Linked DNA regions of Homo sapiens: region 2 is linked to region 1. The links are chromatin loops, found by intact Hi-C in ENCODE. Cell type or tissue: psoas muscle. All regions are shown on one strand. Links, peaks and the distances in the headings refer to the core of each region. The heading gives the core; the rest is flanking DNA. Region 1 overlaps TXNRD2 (thioredoxin reductase 2). Region 2 has its middle 35 kb from the start of SEPTIN5.

Region 1 (2,805 bases), core at 163-2,662:
GGCCAGGTGTGGTGGCTCATGCTTGTTAGCCTAGCACTTTGGGAGACTGAGCGGGAGGATTGCTTGAGGCCAGGAGTTCGAGATCAGCATCAGCCTGGGCAATATAGTGAGACCTCTACTCTACAAAAATCTGTTTTGGTTTTTTTTTTGGCTTTTTTTTTTAGGTGAATTCTCACTCTGTCCCCCAAACTGAATTGCAATGGCCCAATCTTGGCTCACTGCAATCCCTGCCTCCCAGGTTCAAGTGATTCTCCTGCTTCAGCCTCCAAAGTAGCTGAAATTACAGGCGCCCACCACCACATCTGGCTAATTTTTGTATTTTTAGTAGAAATGGGGTTTCACCATCTTGGTCAGGCTGGTCTTGAACTCCTGACCTCAGGTGATCCGCCCACCTCGTCCTCCTAAAGTGCTGGGATTACAAGCGTGAGCCACCACACCCAGCCTACAAAAATCTGAAAATATTAACCGAGCATAGTACTGTGCACCTGTAGTCCCAGCTACTTGGGAGGCTTTAGGTGGGAGGATTGCTTGAGCCCAGGAGGTTGAGGCTGCAGTGAGCTGTGATTGCACCACTGCGCTCAGCCTGGGAGAGTGAGACCTTGTCTCAAAACTAAACAATAAACCTGTGACTTGTGCCCCTCTGCAGGGCTGTTGATTTACTCTGTCCTGTGGCTGCCTTGGAGGTAATAACAATAACAGGACTGCCATATAAATGGAGTCAGCTGTTTGTTATCTAGGTCAGTGGTTGTCAAATGGGGTTCCCAGGAGCCCTGGGGTTCCAGTGGGTCCCCTCAAGGACATCAGGGAGAACATTAAGGAGGGGAGAGCCAGCAATCCCTATCCCAGCCCTCATCTAACACCCTCACTGTCTTCTGATTTGTACATTGGGTTTCCCTGAAATCTAGCAAAGACTCCAAAGGCCTCAGAAACAACATCTTGATTGTGGAAGGGAGGCTAGCAGCGTGCAAGTGGCTCTCACTCCCCATGGGAGCAGGTGCAGAGTCACTAAGTGCATTCCGATGCCCACAGAGTGGGCCATCCCGAGGTCCCAGGTCCAGGCAGCTCCTGCCTGTGGGGTGTGGAGACTTCATGTTGGCAGGGAGCAGAGAGACCACCAGAGGGCGGCAGAGGCTTGGTCAATAGCAGTCTCGAGCCTTCCCCAGGAGAAAATATCAGTGGAAAAGGGTCCCACTTCTGTGTGTGCCCGAATGTGCATGGTGTGCGTGCAGATGTGTGTGGTGTGTGTGTGTGAATGGTGTGTGTGGTGTGTGTGTGAGTGGTGTGTGTGTGTGGTGTGTGAGTGGTGTGTGTGTGTGAAGGGTGTGGGTGTGTGGTGTGTGTGTGTGTGAGTGGTGTGTGTGAGTGGTGTGTGTGTGGTGTGTGTGTGAAGGGTGTGGGTGTGTGTGGTGTGTGGTGTGTGTGTGAGTGGTGTGTGTGAGTGGTGTGTGTGTGGTGTGTGTGGTGTGTGTGTGTGAAGGGTGTGGGTGTGTGTGGTGTGTGTGTGAGTGGTGTGTGTGCGTGGTGTGTGTGGTGTGTGTGAGCAGTGTGTGTGAGTAGTGTGTGTGAGTGGTGTGTGTGTGAATGGTGTGTGTATGTGAGTGGTGTGTGAGTGGTGTGTGTGGTGTGTGTGTGTGAGTGGTGTGTGTGGTGTGTGTGTGTGGTGTGTGTATGTGAGTAGTGTGTGAGTGGTTATGTGTGTGTGTGGTGTGTGTGTGTGAGTGGTGTGTGTGTGTGTGAGTGGTGTGTCACATGCTCTGCTTGTCATTGTTTCACACTTCACGGGGCATCTTTGTGTGGGGTCAGGACTGGATTCCCTTGAATGGATGTGGTATAGTTCCTTTGACCTTTCTCTTGTTAATGAGCATCTCAGTAGTTTCTCTTCTTCATCATTATCAATGCTGCAGTGAAAACCTTGGAGGTGCATCTGTTTACCATCAGAAGTGCTTCTGACACATTTTCCCAATTATTCATTGTGATAAAACAGACATAGTATAAAATTTACCACTTTAACCTTTTTTTTTTTTTTTTTTGAAACAGAGTCTCACTCTGTTGCCCAGGCTGGAGTGCAGTGGTGCGATCTCGGCTCACTGCAACCTCTGCCTCCCGGGTTCAAGCGATTCTCCTGTCTCAGCCCTCTGAGTAGCCGGGACTACAGGTGTCTGCCACCACACCCCGCTAATTTTTTGTGTTTTTAGTGGAGATGGGGTTTCACCATGTTGGCCAGGCTGGTCTCAAACTCCTGACCTCAGGTGATCCACCTGCCTTGGCCTTCCAAAGTGCTGGGATTACAGGGGTGAGCCACCACGCCCAGCCCACGTTAACCATTTTTAAGTATACAGTTCAATGGTATTAAATGTATTAATAATGTCGTGAAACCATCACCACTATCCATGTCTGGAACTCTTTTCATCCATGTTGTATCTGCATTTCCTTCTTTTTAAGACTGAGTAATATTCCATTGTACAGGCACACCACATTTTGTTTATCCATTCATCTGTCAGTGGACACCCAAGTTGCCTCTGCTTCTTGGCTGTTGTGAGCAGTGCTGCCGTGAACATAGGTGTGCAAATACCTCTTGAAGACCTTTCAGTTCTTTTGGATGCAAACCCAGAAGTGGGATTGCTGGATCTTATGGTCTTGAGGAACCTCCATCCTGTTCCCAACAGCGCCCACACCATCTTACATTCTCACCAGCAGTTCAGGAGGACTCTGGGCTCCCCACATCCTCGCCAGTGCATGTTGTTTTCTGTTTTTCTTTCTTTAATTTTTATTTTTTCCTTTAAACTGTTTTCTTGATGTTTTCTG
Region 2 (2,805 bases), core at 22-2,521, 230 kb after region 1:
GTGGTGTTGTGCTGTTGTTGTTTTTTTGACGCTGCTCTGGCCCCTTGTTACTGCAGGGTGGAAAAAAGTCCAGGTTCCCCACTCAATCTCCGTTTATACCCAAGGGAGCTCTTTTTCTCTTTACTCTGGGCAGGGTCTGGCTCCCCATGTGGTTTCTGCTGACAGCCCATTGGGGTGGCCTCGTTACCACTGAGTAGTAGTGAAGAGCCAGGCTCCTCGCTTTGCCTCCTCTGACACCAACCCCCACCCCCAGCAGGGAGGGGGAGAGGGCGGCATTACTGGCAGATGGGGTGGAAGCTCAGGCTGTTCCACAATGGGGTATGGGTCAGGGGTGGGTGCGGCGGTCTCGGCTCCCTCCTTGGCCTCTCTGACACCACAGGGGGAGATGTTGGGGTTCCTTGCCACGGCTTCCCAAAGTGGGGAGCCTAGGCTCCCGCTCAGCCTTTGCTGGAGTGGCCGAGGGTGTTTCGGTGGTGATGGCTGGAGTAGACAGGTTATCGCCTAAACGTTTTGACCTTGCGAGGCTGCTGCCTCCTGGTCCTTTGGCTAGACACAGCAGCTTTCATTGGAGTAATTTTGTCTGTGTCTGTTGGCGTTTCCAGGTTGCTGGCTTCTTCAGCTCCAGGAGTGAGATATATGAGGCCAAAAGAAACCACATGGAGCTGCCCGCCCCGTCATCCTTGGGTCCTGAGGTCCCTGACGGATCTCTGCTCTTCTCTTCACCTTTCAGAATCCGCTTATGTTTGCTTTCTGTGTGGTGTCCAGGCTTTTAGCCGTACATAGTGGGAGGAACAGGGAAAAGTACTTCTACTCAATTTTCCTGGAAGTGGAAGTCCCTGTATTTTTAGAAACCATTTCCCCTGGGTGACCCTTGTGCAGTCAGTTCTGCAAGGCTGAGCGGTGGGCTTGGGAATTGCCTTGGCTGGCTCTGGCTGCCTTTCCATCAGCAGACACCTGAGAGGTCCCCAGCATTTTAGGCGACTGGGACAATAGAGAACCACTTCTATTAACGGGTCCGAGCTTACAGAATCCACCAGGGCCTTGGAGACGCCCACCCAGTGGGGTGGGGTCCTGGTCTGGAACTGGGAAGCTCCAGGGACAGCAGCCTCCTGCAGCCCACACCGCCCCCTGGTGGCCGAGCCTGACCAGAACCGGGCCAGGGCCTGGTCCGGGGTTCTTGACCCTGGACGGTGGGACCATGCGTCCTCTGGAGCAGGTGCTTGGGGCAGAGATGGGAGCACCCTGGATCAGGGTGGAGATGCGTACAGAGCAAGTGTATGCACTTTCTAGAAAACCTCCCCCAGAGGTCACGACACACGGGGGAGCCCCCATCACCCTGTCCTGCAGATAAGTGGCCCAGGTGTGGGACACCAGCTGGCCCCAACACGCTCTCTGAGCTTGGGGAGTTAAACCCTAGAGTGCCCTGACAGGCTTTCTGTCTAGCTGGGGCCCAGCCAGGGGTGGTGGCTTTGTTAGATTGGACTGCTATTAAAAAATACTGTAAACTGAGTGGCTTAAACACAGAACTGTATTCTTCACAGCTCTGCAGGCTGGAAATCTGAGACCAAGACGCAGCTTTGTTGGGTTCTGGTGGGAGCCGCTTCCAGCTGCAGATTTTTTACTTCATGTTTAATCCTCACGTGGCAGAGGGCAGAGAGCTCTCCGGGCCCCTCTGATGAGGGGACTACTCCCATTCATGAGGACTCCACCCTCACGACCTCTTCACCTCCCAAGGGCCCCACTTTCTAGTACCACCCCCCTAGGGGTTAGAATTTCAACAACGAATGTTGGAGGGATGCAAACATTCCGCGCATAACAGGCAGGGCTGATCCTCGGAGGCTGGCTGGGCTCAGGACCCCAAATGTCACCAGGCACTGGGTGTTCAGCAAATGCCTTCCAGGGTCAGGGCCTCGAGGAGATGGCCTCTTCTTTAGCACCTGCCTCAGCCTGGGGTTCATACTGCCAGGCCTACGGAACTGCCTCCCCTGGGCTGTCCCCTCCCCTATGCCACCAGGAGCCTCTTCAAGTCTCATGTCACCCTCAGGCCGAGTCCTCTTCTTCCCTCCTCCACTGGCCTCCTGGGACTCAGAGCTCGGACATAAGTGGGCTCAGAAAATGAAGAAAAAACTCACACACACAAAAATAGGATTGGCCAATCAACATTGGAAGAAATGGTCCTCTCACAGATTTTTTTATTGTGATAAAATATACATGACAGGCCGAGTACAGTGGCTCATGCCTATAATCTCTGCACTTTGGAAGGCCAAGGCAGGAGGACCACTTGAGTCCAGGAGTCCAAGACCAGCCTGAGCAACATAGGGAGATCTCATCTCAAAAAATAATAATAATAATTAAAAATTAGCCAGTCATGGTGGCCCACAGCTGTAGTCCCAGTTGCTCGGGAGGCTGAGGTGAGAGGATTGCTCCAGCAGGTTGAGGCTGCACTGAGCTGTGATCAGGGTGAGTCTTTTTTTTTTTTGAGACAGAGTCTCACTCTGTCTCCCAGGCTGGAGTTCAGTGGCACAATTTCTGCTCACTGCAACCTCCACCTCCCAGGTTCAAGTGATTATCGTGTCTCAGCTTTCCGAGTAGCTGGGATTATAGGCACATACCACCACACCTGGCTAATTTTTTGTACTTTTAGTAGAGTTGGGGTTTCTCCATATTGGCCAGGCTGGTTTCAAACTCCTGAGCTCAGGCAGTCCACCTGCCTCGGCCTCCTAAAGTGCTAGGATTACAGGCACGAGCCACCGTGCCCGGCCTACACACAAACACACACACACACACACACACACAAAGACTGTC

The links. Peaks named below come from ENCODE experiments on the same cell type or tissue, not always from the same donor. Only the 100,000 strongest peaks of a DNase experiment are listed, where the experiment ranks them.
Region 2: a loop joins it to region 1, with 7 times the contacts of the local background. A loop is called at or near these places in 2 of 110 quality-filtered maps.

Annotation. Positions count from the first base shown.
Region 1 is chr22:19,908,431-19,911,235 of GRCh38, reverse strand. All of the region lies in intron 8 of TXNRD2 (thioredoxin reductase 2), which reads left to right. Among named protein-coding and RNA genes, the nearest start is that of COMT, 32 kb to the left of the region's middle. In psoas muscle, for the core only: a CTCF peak has its summit at 1,111 (motif pointing right); a DNase peak (open chromatin) is centred at 1,115.
Region 2 is chr22:19,678,097-19,680,901 of GRCh38, reverse strand. No RefSeq gene overlaps it. Among named protein-coding and RNA genes, the nearest start is that of SEPTIN5, 35 kb to the left of the region's middle. In psoas muscle, for the core only: a CTCF peak has its summit at 1,145 (motif pointing left); a DNase peak (open chromatin) is centred at 1,131; H3K27me3 peaks cover 928 bases.